Regions from separate parts of the Homo sapiens genome. Here region 2 is linked to region 1. A link is a loop called in an ENCODE intact Hi-C map of the cell type or tissue named here. Cell type or tissue: mammary epithelial cell. All regions are shown on one strand. Links, peaks and the distances in the headings refer to the core of each region. The heading gives the core; the rest is flanking DNA. Region 1 has its middle 83 kb from the start of PRG4. Region 2 overlaps HMCN1 (hemicentin 1).

Region 1 (9,638 bases), core at 1,170-9,169:
TTTCTTGTAAATTTGTTTGAGTTCATTGTAGATTCTGGATATTAGTCCTTTGTCAGATGAGTAGGTTGCGAAAATTTTCTCCCATTCCGTAGGTTGCCTGTTCACTGTGATGGTAGTTTCTTTTGCTGTGCAGAAGCTCTTTGGTTTAATTAGATCCCATTTGTCAATTTTGGCTTTTGTTGCCATTGCTTTTGGTGTTTTAGACATGAAGTCCTTGCCCATGCCTGTGTCCTGAATAGTAATGCCTAGGTTTTCTTCTAGGGTTTTTATGGTTTTAGGTCTAACATGTAAGTCTTTAATCCATCTTGAATTAATTTTTGTATAAGGTGTAAGGAAGGGATCCAGTTTCAGCTTTCTACCTATGGCTAGCCAGTTTTCCCAGCACCATTTATTAAATAGGGAATCCTTTCCCCATTGCTTGTTTCTGTGAGGTTTGTCAAAGATCAGATAGTTGTAGATATGCAGCATTATTTCTGAGGGCTCTGTTCTGTTCCATTGGTCTATATCTCTGTTTTGGTACCAGTACCATGCTGTTTTAGTTACTGTAGCCTTGTAGTATAGTTTGAAGTCAGGTAGCGTGATGCCTCCAGCTTTGTTCTTTTGGCTTAGGATTGACTTGGCAATGTGGGCTCTTTTTTGGTTCCATATGAACTTTAAAGTAGTTTTTTCCAGTTCTGTGAAGAAAGTCATTGGTAGCTTGATGGGGATGGCATCGAATCTATAAATTACCTTGGGCAGTATGGCCATTTTCACGATACTGATTCTTCCTACCCATGAGCATGGAATGTTCTTCCATTTGTTTGTATCCTCTTTTATTTCATTGAGCAGTGGTTTGTAGTTCTTGAAGAGGTCCTTCACATCCCTTGTAAGTTGGATTCCTAGGTATTTTATTCTCTTTGAAGCAATTGTGAATGGGAGTTCACTCATGATTTGGCTCTCTGTTTGTCTGTTATTGGTGTATAAGAATGCTTGTGATTTTTGCACATTGATTTTGTATCCTGAGACTTTGCTGAAGTTGCTTATCAGCTTAAGGAGATTTTGGGCTGAGACGATGGGGTTTTCTAGATATACAATCATGTCATCTGCAAACAGGGACAATTTGACTTCCTCTTTTCCTAATTGAATACCCTTTATTTCCTTCTCCTGCCTAATTGCCCTGGCCAGAACTTCCAACACTATGTTGAATAGGAGTGGTGAGAGAGGGCATCCCTGTCTTGTGCCAGGTTTCAAAGGGAATGCTTCCAATTTTTGTCCATTCAGTATGATATTGGCTGTGGGTTTGTCATAGATAGCTCTTATTATTTTGAGATAAGTCCCATCGATACCTAATTTATTGAGAGTTTTTAGCATGAAGGGTTGTTGAATTTTGTCAAAGGCTTTTTCTGCATCTATTGAGATAATCATGTGGTTTTTGTCTTTGGTTCTGTTTATATGCTGGATTACATTTATTGATTTTCATATGTTGAACCAGCCTTGCATCCTAGGGATGAAGCCCACTTGATCATGGTGGATAAACTTTTTGATGTGCTGCTGGATTCGGTTTGCCAGTATTTTAATGAGGATTTTTGCATCAATGTTCATCAAGGATACACAATATCATTTTTACTGGGCTTTCTCTCAGATGATTATCTTTGGGATTGGGTGGCCATTTATTTCAGGCCTTTATTATTGTGTGAGTCCCCAAACTCTAAATGCCTTTTAGACATTTAGACATGAATTTGGATTGATGCTTTAGTGCTATGCATGCAATATATATTTTAAAAAAATTATTCTGACTTCAATTGGAAGGCTGCTTTCTTTGTCACATAAGCATGAACTTACTGCACAGAAATTTCCCCTGGCCAAATATAGCAATGCCTTGTTCTTTTATGATCAGCATTCTGGTATTTAGTAACCCATTAATATGAACCTTCTTATGCAATACAGTGACCTATTTTTAATAATTTACTTTCCACCAGTAATTGTTTTCAATGTGGAACAAAAAATATTTAATTTCATACATTGTGCACAAATTACTATGTATTCTAAAAATAACAAGCTCAATACTTTGATCAGATTCCACAGCAATAATAATTAGCTTATAGGGTCAAATATTCAGTGTTTCAACTTGGAGTAACCCAGAGACAAGGATGCTATCAGCCTAATCAAGTCATGATAATTCACAAACATAGAGTTCAAAGTGTATGAGGAGATTTAGCATTGTTATTCCTTTGCTACTCATAGGTCTCCTGCCTGTTTAAGCATAGATTACTAAAAAGTATGATATCCCATTATCATAAATAGTCATATATTTGCAAATGGTTGACAGTATATTTTTGATCTGTCATGTGATTTGTTCTCAAAACTGACATTATGAATTGAATATAATAGAAAGTAGACCCAGATTTTAGATTGAGTATTCAGATTGGAAGATTGTAGCTAGTATTTAATTCTATGCTAAAATCACATTTTTAAAATAAGAATTAAGCTGCTTTTGATTAATCAGTTAAGAGTTGGTATTTAACCTACCAACTCTCCAGAAGAGAGTCTGGAAATGGTTGAATGTGAAAGGCTGTGTTGTAATGACCAGAGATGCATTCATTCTACTGCTGTTAGAGTCCTGTCCTATCTGAATCCTGATGAGGAGTGTCCTTGAAGAACTTCTGTAAGCCTCCAGGATCATTGGCTGTGGTGGTTACTTCAATAATGCCAAAGAGGGGCGAGTGGGAAGCCTTCCTCATGGTTACCAAGTAAACAGCTATGCAATGTATAATTGGAAGGTGTAACCTCAGATTCCAGCTTCATCAAGTCATGAGCTGACAGAATCTCATGTTGTCAATGGTTGAATGAAGAGAAGCCTAGGCTTCCAGCACTGGTCTCCTGCTGCTCTGGCTAAAATGATCCTTGCTTCCTGGGTATGAGGGCATAGAGGTATAGGAGGAATTCAAGCACATGTTGAGATTAGTGAAGAATTTGGGGTTTTCTCAGAATGGATATGGATTTTATGTCCATTTTCCATTTATTTTCTCCCTGCAAGATACCTTCCTTGGGTAAAACTAAGTGTTCATGTGATTATGTCTCATGACTAAGAACCTATTTTCTTTGTTATTATCTGGCCATTAGATAATAATTGATATATTAATTTAGCCAAATAGGCAAAAATGGGCTTTATCTGTGGTTTAGAGAAAGAAATAATTCACATTTAAATAAAACACCAGCAAAATAATTCTGCATGTATAATGTGTTTTGCTTTGTCTCATGTTGGTGTATTTAAGCTGGAGCTACATTTCCCAGAATTTCTTTCACTGCATAATTCCAGGTTAGTGTGGGTCATAGGAGATACTTTGCATACAGTTTGAAAGGTAAAAATAGCCAGGGCCATATGATTTTTACATTGAGATAATTGGTGCAGGGCGCACACATGGTCCAGGGTCTGCTGGCTCATGCTATTGTCATGGACAGCAGCTGGGCACCTCCGGTTCCCACTGGACCACTCCCAGCTGCTGCTTCTCCCGGGCCAAGTGCATGTTTAGCCCCATTATAAAGAGCACCCCTCCTCCTGTAGGTTACTAGCATCATTGAAGTTGGAGACTGGGAGGCCGTAAGGGGCCAATACAGGTTCCAGCCTGTCCTCTTGGTTCCAGTTTGTCATTGCTCTCCCTCACCTCACAACTATCTTTCCTTCCTGGATGTCTTCCTTGCTGACCTCAGGCACAGTAATAAATGTGAAAATAACAGCAGAAAGTCAACTATTTGACCATCTCTCATGATTGTGTGAGATCAAATCTCTGTGATAATCTCCTATTACATACGTGACTTCCCAGAGGTTTTCCTTCTCTGATCAAATCATGATTGATACAACTGGTATGTTTTGGTGTCCAAGTGTATAAGCCAGATTTTCTTTCTCTAGAAATGTTTGACTCACAAGAGTTACAAACTAAGGACCTATATATCTTAGCTGGGCGAGGTGGCACGTATATCTAAGGACCTAATTATATGTCTGGATAATTTTTGTATTTTTTGTAGAGATGGGGTTTTGCCATGTTGCCCAGCTTAAGGACCTATATTGATATAATAAGTCTTCTGTTCAGGGGAGCTGGCAGAAAACTTAAGAATCTGAATATAGAGAGTGAATGTTCTACCGAGTTTGACTTTCAAGATTTCCTATATATTTATAATCTTACTCTATCTCTGATAGTAGTTTTATTGGAATACAAATTCTCTACTGAATCTGTGATAGAGATACCCTTTTAAAACATAAGATGCAGGCTAGAAACCCTGGAAAAGATTGGAATTGCCTTTGCTCTATGAGCTAAGCTGGTGGATTGCACCGGGTGGTGCTGGAAGTCTGGATTTTGGAATCATGCCAAATTGGAATCAGACATTTATTGCTGTGTAACCATAGACATGCCACTTAATCTCTCTGAACCTTGGTTTTTCTACCTGTTAATTCTGCTGAAAATATGGTAACATTTTCAATATTTAAAAATTGTTGTGAAGACTAGATGAAATAACAAATCAGGGCAAAATTCATGCACACGTGAGTGCAGAAGTTGCCATGTCCTGCCATATCCAATAGTTACCTGTGTATGTTTCACCTCTCTTTCAAATTTGAAAATGCCCTTGAGGGTAGGACTGTGCTTTTTTTTCATCGTTGTTCCTAATACTGTGTGAGGTGTTCAGTAACTGGCATGTATCTGGTTCATTCTCAATATTACTTGTGAGACAAATGGATGAATGACTGTCCAGAGGCACATCTTTATGGCTGATGCAGAACAATTCAACCTTCTCTTCTGTGATCCGAAATAGGTAAGGCTGGCTACTGTGTTTAGAAAGTCAGGAGTAATGGATGAATGTCTGAGAATCACTGTGTCTGTTAGCATTCGAGTTAAGGATTTCTCATCTGAAGATCTTGGAAGGCCTGCTACCTGCAGTTATAATTGTACACCAGTGGATGTCACCCTTGGAACACACAAGCATGCTCTCATGCTTGCTTTGAGAAGGCCAGACAGACATTCCACAGATGTTTGCTCCTTTCACAAGGGTAGTGTGGGAAATGATGTTGATCTCCAGGTGACATTCATCATCATGGAGCTACATCCTCATCCAAGGGCAGAAAGAGCACTTGCAGAAAACTTAGCAAAGCATGCCTTTATCTATAGGAATGGTGTTTGTTGATTGATGGAATTTTGAAAATGCTTCGTAGTGAATTGATACCATTGAAAAATGTTGTTTGGCTGTAATAGCGCTTGCCTCTAGAAAGGAAAACGGAGGATTCAGGCCTAGGCATGGGGAGTTCTCCTTTCACTTCTGTATTGGTGTTTGCTGTTTTGTTTGTACTTTGTCAATAAATCACTCATTCAAAAGTAAAGATTAAAAAATAAATTGTTTGGCAAAATCTTGGAAGTATAATTCAAGGATGCGAAATCCTGCTTCCTTGAATTGTTTGTCCTGTTACTAAGGAAGTTTTTATTTTGAAAAAAAAATACTGATAACATTCTCTGTAAAGTTATTGGTTTTCAAAACCGGTTTCTCATCAGACATCAATTCAAATTCATTTATTTCCATATTTATTATGTACCTAACTGTGTGTTAGATGTTGTACAGTTACTAGGGCATGATGGCAAATAAGACGTAATTTTTATTTTTATTTATTTATTTTTAAAATTACACTTTAAGTTCTAGGGTACATGTGCACAATGTGCAGGTTTGTTTTATATGTATACATGTGCCATGTTGGTGTGCTGCCCCATTAACTCATCATTTACATTAGGGATGTCTCCTAATGCCATCCCTCCCCCCTCCCCCCACCCCACAACAGGCCCCCATGTGTGATGTTCCCCACCCTGTGTCCAAGTGTTCTCATTATTAATTCCCACCTATGAGTGAGAACATACAATGTTTAGTTTTCTGTCCTTACTATAGTTTGTTCAGAATGATGGTTTCTAGCTTCATCCATGTCCCTACAAAGAACATGAACTCATCCTTTTTTATAGCTGCATAGTATTCCATGGTGTATATGTGCCACATTTTCTTAATCCAGTCTATCATTGTTGGACATCTGGGTTGGTTCCAAGTATTTGCTATTGTGAATAGTGCTGCAATAAACATACATGTGCATGTGTCTTTATAGCAGCATGATTTATAATCCTTTGGGTATATACACAGTAATGGGATGGCTGGGTCAAATGGGTCAAATGGTATTTCTATTTCTAGATCCTTGAGGAATTGCCACACTGTCTTCCACAATGGTTGAACTAGTTTACACTCCCACCAACAATGTAAAAGTGTTCCTATTTCTCCACATCCTCTCCAGCAGCTGTTGCTTCCTGACTTTTTAATGATCGCCATTCTAACTGGTGTGAGATGGTATCTCATTGTGGTCTTGATTTGCATTTCTCTGATGGCCAGTGATGACGTGCATTTTTCATGAAGACACAATTTTTGCCAGGCGCAGTGGCTCATGCCTGTAATCCCAACATTTCGGGAGGCCGAGGTGGGTGGATCACCTCAGGTCGGGAGTTCGAGACCAGCCTGACCCATGTGATGAAACTCTGTCTCTACTAAAAATACAAAAATTAGCCGAGCGTAGTGGTATGTGCCTATAATCCCAGCTACTTGGGAGGGTGAGACAGGAGAATCGCTTGAATCTGGGAGGCGGAAGTTGCAGTGGGCCGAGATTGCACCATTGCGCTCCAGCCTGGGTGACAAGAGCAAAACTCCACCTCAAAAAGGAAAAAAACAAAAAAACTGGTATGAATTGGTTTTATGGAGAACTAATAAGAAATACATGGCCTTCAAAATTATGTGTCTGGTTTCTAGTTTATGGGGAGATTTACAAATAGATAGATTTACAATAAAAACATATAGCTTATAATTTTATCAGAGTAAAAATTTATGATGAAGTTGGCAAAATTAAGTGGTTTCTACTTGAGAGTGTAATTGTGTCCTCAGAGCAATTTGTTAATACATCTCTGAACCCTCAGGAGTTATTTTTGACCCAGCAAGTCCACATCTAGAAATCATTCTCAGGTGAGAAAGGTGTATTAGAAAGGTATGTATAGGAAATTTTTATTAAGAACTATGTATATTGGAGAAAAATCAGAAGAAAGAAAGAGGAAATATAATAATCACTCCCTTAGCAGAACAGCGTGGCCGGGAGGCAGCTGTTGCCAAAGCACAAAGAGAGCGCGTCCCTGACCAGCCCTTCACCTTTGGGTTGCTTTGTGTCCCTTGTGCCCTTTGCAAGTTCCCAGGCAGGAAAATGTCACGCAGTGGGTTCTCTTCCCTTTGACTTTCGGGAGGAGGGAGTGGATAAGGTGTCATGTATCAGCAATATCTTGCACAATGCGGGATGCCCCACAACATAGGTGGAGAGTTGTGTGTTTGCCAAAACCTAACGGAAGTCCACTACAATAGACACAGGGAGGCAGGACTTCTCCAAATCCTAACTGGTTTCAGTTCTGCCTATTGAGAAGAATGAACTTCCGGTTGAAGAAGATGGAACGTTGTTAAGACTGAACGACAGCGTGAAGATGGTTGAGTTTACCTGGCTGTCCTAAATGAGCTCAAGTCTCTAGGATGGGACAGATTAAATTCTGGACTACTCACAGAACTGGCAAATGAAATCAAGTTAGCTTCAGAGAGCTCTGTTAAAAACAACAACAACAAAAAGTAGAGTGGTGCTGGAAAATGGAGCACAAGTAAAGATTGCTTTGATTTTATGAAGGGTGAAAAAAATTCTGAAAATGTTAGCCTTTGAGCCAACTGGTGAAGTATCTTAATTCTGCTTCACATCGGGGTATAGTTGGGTGATCTCAGGTTCAGGTTTCTCCTTCTGACCCTGTATTAGTTTCCTAGTGCTGCCATAACTAAGTACCACAAACTGCATGGCTTAAAACAACAAATTTATTCTCCCACGGTTCTGAAGTCCTGAAGTCCAAAATCAAGGTGTCAGCAGGGACATGCTCCTTCTGAAACCTACTGGTGAGACTCCTTCCCTGCCTTTTCCTAGCTTCTGGTGTGGCCATCGATCCTTGATGTTTTTAGGCTTGCAGCGGCATCACTCCAATCCCGGCCTCTGTCATCACTCGGCACGTTCCCTGTGTGTCTTCTAAGGACATCAGTCAGATTTAGATTAGGGCCTACCCTCATGACCTCATTTTAACTTGATTATGTCTGCAAAGACCCTATTTCCAAATAAGGTTATATTCATAGCTACTAGCAGTTAGGACTTCAACATGTCTTTTGGGGGATGTAATTCAACCCATAATGACACCTTCTTTCTTCTTTTTCTTTATCCTTTCATTATCTTATTCTGTTCTATATTGTGTGGTCTATTTCTTATTCTAGTCTATACCATATGTCTGCCTCTATAACTTCTACCACCTCTAAACTCTTTCCCACATTTATTTTTATGAGTAGGATTATTTCTGTTATCCATCCATACTCAGGTGACCCAAGGTAAAATTTAAAATTGACAAGTGTAACCAAAAATGAATTAATTGGGACATGCTTTCTTAAGTGGCACAGAGCCTGAGATGGGACCTAAGTACTTGGTCAGACTTTAAAGTTATCACTCCTGCTTTCTGGACCTCAGCTTCCTCATATGTACAATCATCTCCACACTTTCCAGCTTGAAAACTAATAACATGTGTGACAAACTAGAGTAACCAACAATTCTCATGTGGGGGCCTTTGATTAGGGGCAGAGATTAGGACAGGCTGAAACAAGCTCTACTGTTTGGCACATTAGGACCTGCAAATAAACTGTAGTGCATCCTCATTTCCCTACTGGAGTAGACATATCAACAGTCCCTCTGTCTTGTTGTTTGTGACTCATACTTCAAGGTTTCTTTAAACCCAACATCTGAAGCAACCACTAAAAGATGGAAGAACTGTAGAAGCAGCAGTTTCTTTTCAAAGAGACTGCTAGGCAAAAAGTCAAGTTCAGTCTGCAGGTCTGGTGATTGTTTCTGCTGCATATCAAAAGATGCTTATTTTTAATTTCCATATCATGTCGCCAAAGAGGTAATAATAACGAAGTGTTATTCTGTAAAGGAACAGCCCCGCCTCAAATGCATGTCCTTCTTTGATCCAACCAAGCCAGATGATAGTTATTTTGCTGTCAAGAGAGCAATGACAAAAGGCCAGCCAAGCTGCAATGTTTTAGCTGGGTGTGTGTCAACTGAGGACAGATGCCTGTGCCTCTTCGAACTAGAGGCTGGGAAGGCTCAGTTTCATTTGTTCAGAATCCAGATATAACAATTAGTACTGAAAAATCAGCTTATGGGATCAAAGCTCCCAGGGTGTGAGAAAGATTAAAGTGTCTCTTTGTTTTTACCTTTAGTCTGTGGAACAGTATCCTGCAGGCAGGAAGCTGAATGGATACAGAGAACCATTACTTCTTGTTCATTGTCTTTCTCATCTGCTTTGAATGAAAGCTAGTTTTTGTGCTACCTGGGAATAAAGCTACTTATCTTTCTTTTCTTTTTTTTGGAAACATTTTCCTAGGGTGCAATCATCAGATAATTTGAGTTGTACTTTATTTCAAAGTGAAATAAAAAATTGCAAGAAAGATAGAACACCATTTATCTTGATAGTGTCAATTTAGCAAGTTGTATCCTCGCTTTTAATCTTACTTAATAACAAGTACTTGGG
Region 2 (9,638 bases), core at 861-8,860, 220 kb after region 1:
TGAAGTAGAATGTTTATATTATTAGTAGTAAGAAATGAACATCTGAACAACCTACTTCAGATGCAGAGGCAAGGAATTACACGTATTTGGATGACTCTATTTACCTGGACATTATCTTTATACCACATAATGATGGGAGATGGAGTGCCTTCCACTTCACAGAAGAGATTGGTCAGCTGATTTAACAACACCGACACATTTGTAACTTGTTCTTTATCTTTAATTACTGGAGGAACTGCAAAAAGAGAGGAGTCATAGCTAGCTAGTTTCATAATAAATATTATTTATAGAGTTTCTTTATAAGGGCCTTTATACAGCAAATTCTGAAATATTTGATGGCTAGAAAAGCTAGACATATTTAAGCATATGCTTTGTTATAAAATTAAAAAGTTTTGACCAATGTATTTATAATAACAACCCTTATTGGATTTTTATTATTTCAAGGTTTTAAATTTAGGATAAAATTTGGGATAAGCTTAAGGGAGAATCTACTTTTATTTCACATATTACTCAAAATACAAGCTTATGGGGTCTTAATTAAGTCACATGAGACTCACTACTTTGTTGATGAGGGTGAATATTGCCCAGTGTCTAAAGAAACCAATATTCATCAAATTTTAAAATATATATACACTTTCACTTTTGCAAAATGGCATATATACAGTATTTTCATTTAAAGTTAATAAAAACAACTGTTAATAACCTACACGCTCATCATTAACAGAGGAAGGTTAAATAAATCGTTGTGTATCTACACAATGAGATGCTATACAGTTAGGAACATTAAATAAAATCCAAGATAGATTGTTTAGTGAGACAGAGAAGGTGAAAAATGTGAATATAATGTTCTATTATATGTGTACGTTTTATAAATAAAAAGAGGATAAAACATTGTATTTCTTTCTATATTCATAAAATATCTCCGGGAAGACACATACATACACACACACACACACACACACACACACACACATACACACACACACACACCCTACACGCTGATAACTTTCCTTTATCCCAAATAGAGGATAAGTAGATGGCTCAGCACAGGGTCAGGAGACTTTTTACTATGTATCTTTTTCTACCATTTGAATTTTGAATGATGTAAAGTCACAATAAAAAATTACATGAAAGTTTAAATCAAATAATAAATGCAATCATACCACCAGATTTCTGTTTGGTAATACTGCTATTCACATTAATATTAAATGATATTACACTGAGAGAATAATTTAAACATTTAAGAACTGGAGACTGGCAAACAGTCAGTTACATGATTTTAGCTACATTTACCATGGACTTTGAGGTTATATTTTCTTTCTGTGGTTCCAGCTTCATTGACTGCCACACAGATGTACTCCCCATTGTCATAGGGTGTAACAGAAGCAATAACCAGCAATGTGCCATCTTCCAAGATAGAAATGCCAGGCTCTCTGCCTGTCAACTCTCTACCATTGTGTAACCATTTGATGGTTGGTTTAGGGGTACCTAAATAAGAAATTAAAGTCTTGTGATATTTTACAACAAAAACAGAAATTATTAAATATCAAATATATCAAAGAGAAATAAAGTTTTTGTTATGACAATAATTTATAACCTTAGGTCCTATGCTACCTTCAAGATATTTCTCCTGGCATGGAAATATGAAGATTATGTTAGTTAATGCCTCTAAATCCCGGTGGGTCTTAAGAGACCTATGGTAAAGTTTGAACAAAGTTGTTTTTATCTAAACATTCAGATGATAGTAAGTAAAGCATTTTCCTAGTGAGTTCACAGTGATTTGTTGGCAGGGCAGGAACTATATTAATCCTACGGACTGGATGTGGGGAGAGTTTTAGGGTGAAATAAAGACAGAGCAAAAATAAGACACCATCACAGAAATACAACATGAAGACTGCCAACCAAATAGAGTGTATATATGATATGGAGACACGATGTTTTATAATTCCCTTTTTTAAAAAGGCCTGATATTGCAAAGATGAGGAAACTCTACTGTTCATGCATCTTTTGGAGATCTGATTCTGTTAAACAAAGGATAATAGCTCAATTCTTGAAATGGTAGTTGAGAAATAGCTTTCCTGGATTCATTTATGACTAACAGAATGAATGGAAATGATGTACTCTTGGAGAAAAAAAATGATACAACAATCTTTGAGTGTATAATAGAATCAAAAGGAATATTGGAAATAAGTAAACATTAAATCTATACTAACAATGTATTTATTTAGCAAACATTTTGCCAGGTATTATTCTAAGCATTTAAAAAAATTATTTAATCTCCATAATAATAATAAAAAACATTAAATAAAAATTACATGATTACATAAGACATTGTTAATAATCCTGTATTAAATGACAGTAAAATATTAAAAGATGAACATATAACCCAGGATATATATATATAAAAGAATAGCAGAAATATGTAGAATATGTCATTGAAGCTACACTTAAATTGAGTTAAAGGCTTAAACAGTGACTATGAAAGTTATATTTATGGAAAAAAATTAAAGATTGACCTATTTAATTGTGCTCATAGTATAATGTTGACTGATGAGAACAAAAAGGTTAAACTGATAGACTCCAGTTGCCTGTCCATGTTGTCAAGAAAAAAGGAGGCTGTAATCATCTCCTTACATCTCAGTCATTCCTTTATGAACTTTAATCAGACTACTTAATTAATACTTGTTAATAAAAATGTAAATGAACAAACAAAAGAAAGAAATTGCATTGTCTTTAATTTTTAAATGATAGAACAACCATGAGCAAGATGAAAATCATAGTAAAAGATAATGAAAACGATGTCTAGTAACTTTAAATGAATTCAAGCATTATATTCCAGGTGAAAATGAGGAAGTAAGGAAGAGATGTTTTTCTAGGTGGAAAAGGGAAGTCAAAACAAGAAATTAGCTTGGGAGTCAGGAATCCAGTGGGGAACAAGAAGCAACACTGCCACCAGCGGGTCCAGTGGGAGTGAACACTCATGGTACTTCCCTGAGCTTAAACCCTTCTAAAGAAGGCCTCCTTCCAGGCTTCACCTCCCTAATTCTCAGTGACTCTTGGAATAGTTATTGTTAATTCTTTAGGTATCTGAAAAGCTTGTTAAAGACATTTTTGTTTTAATATAGGTAGAAAATAAAGTAATCATGGCAGCTGCTGCTGAGATTGAAAAGCTTGCCACAGAAACAGAGACAGCCATGAGGGCCTTCAGTTGCCGCTGCCCAGGAACAACTACTAAAAGGCACATGTGGGGGCACAAATGGTACCAGCCACCTGGAGGCATTCAGGAGGTTATGGAAAGACTACTGCTTGGACTTTGCCAGAACTCATACAAACCTGCTTTAAATCACTGCTGATGAATACACACTTGAAAGAGAGGATGTTCTTAATTACCTACTTGGCAGAGTTAGGGTGAAAGTGACAGTCCTTTTCACATTCCCCTGAGGAGAAATAATATCAATCTCCTGGCAGAAAACATGGTAGGATAGAAAGCCCAGAAATTCAAGGAAAGGAAGGGCTTGAATAAACCTCCAAGTGACAATTTACAAGCTGGCCCTAGAATTACCAGTTGAGAGTAGATTTAGGAAAAGAGGTTTTTAGAAGTGTCCAGAACAAACAAAGGAATAGTCCTAATTATACCTCTGCCTGGTTGAGATAAATATGGAATATTTTGAATAGCTCCAGCTATCACATTGTAAAGACAAAACCTGCCAAAAAAAAAAAAAGAATGAAATAAGAAGTAGCAGGAAGGATCTGAACTGGAAAACATGTGAGACTAGGCAAGTTTGAAAGAATGGAAAGTCTTTACATTGAAAGAAATAAAATACCTGCAAGGAAAAAAAATACTTATTCAAAGAGCTGTTATCTGAAAAATGGGTTAGTTTCTATTATGCTCAAATGTTCTACCAAGGATTGATGTGGAATTTTATAAGGATGACAATTTGGGTTCAATATAGCATTCTGAAACCATATAACATTATGCCAATGCCTATATCTTTCAGTATTACGTACCTTTTGCAGGACATGGAAATTCAATGCGTTGATTGGCCACTCTTTCTTGGAAAGTAGTGTTATATGGAGGTTCTAGATCTTCCACTGTGGGTGGTTCTATTAGGAAAATAAATGCATTATCACAGGCTTTCTTTGAGCAATTTCAAACTCTCCTAAGGCACAATTAACTACCTGCACTGATGAGTTGCTATCTCTGCTGATTCTTCTTTTAAATATGATTCCTATTTCCAGTTGCCAAACATTTCTACCTAGACGTCACCCAGTGCCTTAAACTCAAAATTCTCCAAACAAAATTCATTATTTTATGCTTCCCACAATCCTGTTCTGTTCCCTTATTCCCTCAATGAAGGCACTATGGTCCACCCAGTCATTTTTCTTTCTCCCTTAAGCTTGACCTCCATATCCAATCACATAGTACCACATATATTCACATATCTGTGTCTTCCTCTCTATGCTTAAGACCATTGCTTATTTCCAACCCTTATTTCCTCTTACCAGGCTATTCCAATAGACTTCTTATGGGGATCCTTTTCTCAAACATGTTCCCCTTTAGATTGATATTCTGCACAGTTCCCAGAATACTCTCTCTGAAACACAAATCTCATCATTGACTTATCTAATTCAAATCATTACTTGTACTCATTTTGTCTATAAGATAAAGTTTCAGACCTGTTCTTTCCTAAGTGCCCCCTGTCAGTGCATCCCATGTCTCTGAACAGCTCCATCATCCATTCATTTCATGAAGAAATTTGGGAGTTATTCTTGAGAACTCTATCTCCTTCACTCTCATATCCAATCCGTCACCATGTCCCGAGTATTTCCTTTCCTATTTATTTTTTAGCCCATTCCCTTCTTTTCCCCATTCTAACTACCATCATCTTTTACCTGGGCTACTACAATAGTCTATACCAGTTTCCCTTGTCTTCTCTAGCCGAATGATTCCCTCCCAAAAGAGTGACTTTTAAAACTGGAAATCTGCCACATCACTTTCCCAACGATAACTTCTTAAAGTCTTCTTATTGCATTTAGAATAAAGTCTAACTTCATTAGTCTGGCTTCCTAGGTCTTGGATAACCTGACCCATGACCACATCTCCAGCTTCATCACATATTACTCAGCCCTCAGTCTGGAATGCAGCCAGCTGGCCTTCACTGATTGATGACTGATCCCAGTGTCTCCAAAATATTACATGCTCTTCTCTTCATATTCTATGTCCTTCTCCTGGAAAGTTCTCTCCACATTATCTTGGAAGGGCTGCCCCTCACTTCTACCTACCCTTCAAATCTCAACTGACATGTCCCTACCCCAAGGGAGGCCTTGTTTGATTTGTCTTTCTGTTAAAAGCTCATATAGAGTTTTCCACCATTTCATGAGGGCATAACCAATGTCTAATTACATAGTCATGAGACTATTTCATGAATTATTATCTGTCCCATTCAACTATAAACATGAATATGTAATAAAGTTTGTGGAATGAACAGGAAAACTTCTTCATTAGTGTCCTAGCCAACCATCCAACAAAACTACAATGGGCCAGGTACCTTAGTACTGTACTAATACTTAGAACAGTAGTAGTACTAATTAATACTAATACTCAGTACAGCGCTAAGAACTATCTAATACTGTGCTAAATACCATACCTGCTTATCTTTTCTTCTTGTCTTTGTACTAGTATTCCCTCTGACAAGAATGCTCTTCCCCCTGATTTTCATGTGGCCGGTTCTTTCCAGTCCAGAGGATCTCACTCTAAAGATCACCTTCTCAGAGAAGTCCTGCTTGATAGTCTAATCTAACATAGGCAACTCTCAGGACCATTGTCTTATTTTAATTTCCCACAAAGCACTTTTCACAATCGTATTTCTTGTTTATTTGTTTGCCTGTTTTCTGTCTACTCACACTATAACAGCTCATGAAAGCAGGGGTTTTGCCTTTGTCACTACTTTCTCATCACCGCCTAAACATGACAGATGCCTGGCAAGAGCTCGATCAGTATTTGTTGCTTGAAGAAATAAACATTGATCTTTAAATCTTCAAAGCAAATACAGTATTAATAGAGAAGTAGTGGACCTAGATTTCCTAGGGCTCTATTTTGAGTGCACCCCAGCACTGTGAGGTGACAACCTACTCCAACTCACTCTTCCCACAATGTCTCCCAAACCAAAAATAGTGGGTGGGGCATCATCTAGGATTGTTTCTGTTTTCTACATGATCCATGGCAACTTTGCTTCAAAAGTAAACATACAAAAATTGATGCAGGTTTAGAAATGGTATGTTTCATTTCTTTTGGGAATGGTTCTTTCAAAGTTAAAGAGTCACAAAAGTTATATAGAACTCTTTCTGAAGTCATTTAAGATTATCGAAGATAATCTATTTAGCTCTAGGGCTTTTCTCTCACTCCCCACCCTACATACATATATTTTCCTGTGTCAAGAATCACCTTGGACATGTAGCGTTATCTCTGTTTCATCAGTGCCTGCTATGTTAGTAGCAACACATGTATATATGCCAGCATCTGAGGGCGTGGCTTGGTCGATGCTTAAAGTTCCGTCTGGATTGCTAACATGGTGCTCTCCATCAACCAGCATAGTGCTTCCACCTTTGGACCAGGTGATTACAGGAAGAGGAGTCCCTTGAGCATTACATGGAATATCCACTCTTTGACCAACTTGGACTTTGAGATGTTTAGGTCCACGCTGTATCTTTGGAGGAACTAGAAATAATAACTGGGTATTAATAATCCAACTTTCACAAATTCCTTTCTTTACTCACTTTAAACGAGAGCTCCTTATCAACAGGCAGCCATGGAAAAGTGAAATAATTTCAGAATTTGGACCTAGGCTCGGATCATTCACTAGCTAGGTGATCTAGGACAAGTCAGTAAACTTCCTGAGGCCTGTTTCCTTGATAATCCAGGGAAAATAGCCTGTAATGCCAGTACACTGCAAGGATTACAGGAAATAATAAATATAAAACTCTTAGTTCCAAACTTGAGGAACAGAAAGCATTTTAAAATATTAGGCTTCTTTTAATTTGTAAATAATTTTAGCTTAAAAACTCCCTTAAAAGGCAATGCAGATAATTTCTATAATATAAGGGACAAAAAGCATTTCTCTCCATGTACTCAGTTTCTGTTCTCTTTGTAGAAGGATCAGTGAAACAATAAGAAAAGTTTCTCATGAAATCTTTTGCTAATTTCAGATGAGAAAACCACAAAGAGCCTCTATCTCTTCCTTTTATCGACTTCCTTCAGAAATTTAAATGCAGTAGTTTATCAAAACACCAGCAAATGATTCCTGATTTCCACATACTTGCATTGTGCACTGTAGAATCAAGTTGAGCCACAAGGACATAATTATAATTAATGTACCATACATCCTTAAAAAGCACAATTTCTATGTTTTTTTCTTTAACTTAATATTTAATGAACACTTTCTAAAGGTTGTCACTAACAACCTTATATAGTTTATGATAATATTATCATCATTTTATGAAAGGGAAAACTAAAAATAAGAAAGGTTAGTGAATATGCCTGATGCCCTAGAGCTAGTAAATGACAGAACTCTGGTGTGACTTCACACCACATAATCAATGGGGACACAATTGTGGTGATTCATCTGAGAGTGAAATCAGATCAATCCTATCTCAGCTAATTTCTTCTGATATTTGAATATCTTTCATCTAAACAATGCCTGGTGTAGAGTATGCACTCAGTGTGTTGAATGAATGAAGAACTGGATGGACTATGTGGATTGGAGGAATAAAGCAAACTAACTAGGGAGCTGTAGTCAAAGAGTCCTAGGAAACAATTTTTTCAGTTGCTGAGATCTTTAAATATTGAAAATTATCATTTAAATACTAATAAATTATTATTTGAAATTTGTATTAGCTTCTATAAAATGCTACCGGCTTAAACACATTTTTTTCTACTGTATATCAACAATAATAGCAATAAGTGACTGTTGACCAGTAGAAAAATTGAGATCCAAAAATTTAACATAGTTTATTTGATAAAGGAAGAAACAGAAGATTGTTTATAAATAGCAGGAAGACTTTTCAGAGTAAACAAAAGAAAATCACAAGTCTCAGATTTTAGAGAATTTTTTTCTTTAATCACTCTATATACAATTTGGAAATTAACTATCAAATAAACTAGGATTACGGGTTTTTGTGTGGCCAGTCCACAGGGTTGTCATATGTTCTCATTTCAAGACTCACCATGGACATTTAATTTGACAGCCTGAGTCACATTCCCAGCAATATTTGTGGCAACACAAAGATACATCCCACTATCTGAAGTGCGGGTTTCAGTGATCTTCATTGAACCAGAAGGGAGGAATGTGTGTCTAAAAGAAAGAAACCATATAGTAGACCATGGAAGAGGAGAATTTAAATATCCCCTATGCAGCTACACTTCAGTATGAAATTACTACTCTGCAAGTAGTTTTTTAAACCATTTTCCCATCTGCAATGTACATCTATACATCTTAAAAGCCAGGACTTTTCATAATTATCTTGTGTATGATTTTCCTGCAAACATAAAACAGTTTTATTTTACTTTTAAATCTTAATGGTCTGAAATTCCCAAATAATTGTGCTTCTTTCTGCTCTATAAAGCAAATGTATATTTGAGTTAACTTTGTATTTATTTTGAACGTTTTATTATTATTTTCTACAATGTTAAAGTAAAGGAAAAAGAAGACATACATGTTCTCAAAAATAGTTGAATACATTCCTCCTATTGAGTAATAATGCAGCTGGGTGAGCCAGACCTACATATAAAAATGTTATTGCATTGTGTTAAAATAGTTTTAAAGGATAGGGGAGGCTAGGTAGACCTACCTAGTACCAAGATTTCTTATACAGCTAAGTCAAATGCAGAGTGCTCTTGGCCCAGAGACATGCAAATGAATAAATAGTTAAGGACAGAGTCCTCCAGAAAGACCTAAGCATATTTGAAAACTCAACATGTAATATGTAACATCAGAGGTGATATTACAAAAAGTAAGGAAAGTATTGACTATTCAAAGTGATGTCGGGCAACTGGCTCTCCAAATGGAAAAATAAAGATATAAAATTAGAGCACTACCTGATATTATTTACAAAATTTAAAATTCAGATAGATTGAAGTCCAAAATGTGAAAAAGAAAACTTAAAATATTAGAATTAAACATTGAAGGTTATGTTTATAATTTTCTTCATGTTAAGATACAAAAAGTGCACATCTGAAAAAGAACAGATTAATACACTGTGCTCCTTAAAAACTGAAACCTTCTGTACAACAAAAGACACCACACATAAACTTGACACCACAGAAATAGACTGAGAGAAGATATTTTCAACACATATAAAAGACAAAAGATTATTATCAAAAATAAAGACCAAATTTCTACATTCAATAAGAGAAAGACAAGTCACCAGAAAACTGTGCAACAGATTTACAGGTTATTCACCAATACCACAAATGGCCAACAAACACGTAAAAGTGTTCTCAGTTCACTTGAAGTTAATCACATGAAAATTAAAACAATTACAAGATACCATTTTACACCCAACAATTGGCAAAAATTCCTCAGTCAGTCAATACCATGCACTAATTAGAACATGGAAACAGGTACACTTATATTCTGTTG

What was found. A loop is a pair of places that touch in the nucleus more often than their neighbours do. Peaks named below come from ENCODE experiments on the same cell type or tissue, not always from the same donor. Only the 100,000 strongest peaks of a DNase experiment are listed, where the experiment ranks them.
Region 2: it touches region 1 in a loop (5-fold over the local background); 9 of 110 quality-filtered maps call a loop at or near these places.

What each region holds. Positions count from the first base shown.
Region 1 is chr1:186,208,113-186,217,750 of GRCh38, reverse strand. No RefSeq gene overlaps it. Among named protein-coding and RNA genes, the nearest start is that of PRG4, 83 kb to the left of the region's middle. In mammary epithelial cell, for the core only: a CTCF peak has its summit at 4,928; a DNase peak (open chromatin) is centred at 4,960.
Region 2 is chr1:185,991,895-186,001,532 of GRCh38, reverse strand. HMCN1 (hemicentin 1) reads right to left here. Exons shown (of 107, transcript NM_031935.3): 23 at 8,224-8,351; 24 at 6,446-6,718; 25 at 4,009-4,104; 26 at 1,294-1,488; 27 at 105-235. Among named protein-coding and RNA genes, the nearest start is that of HMCN1, 260 kb to the right of the region's middle. In mammary epithelial cell, for the core only: no CTCF peak of the experiment used is centred there; a DNase peak (open chromatin) is centred at 5,102.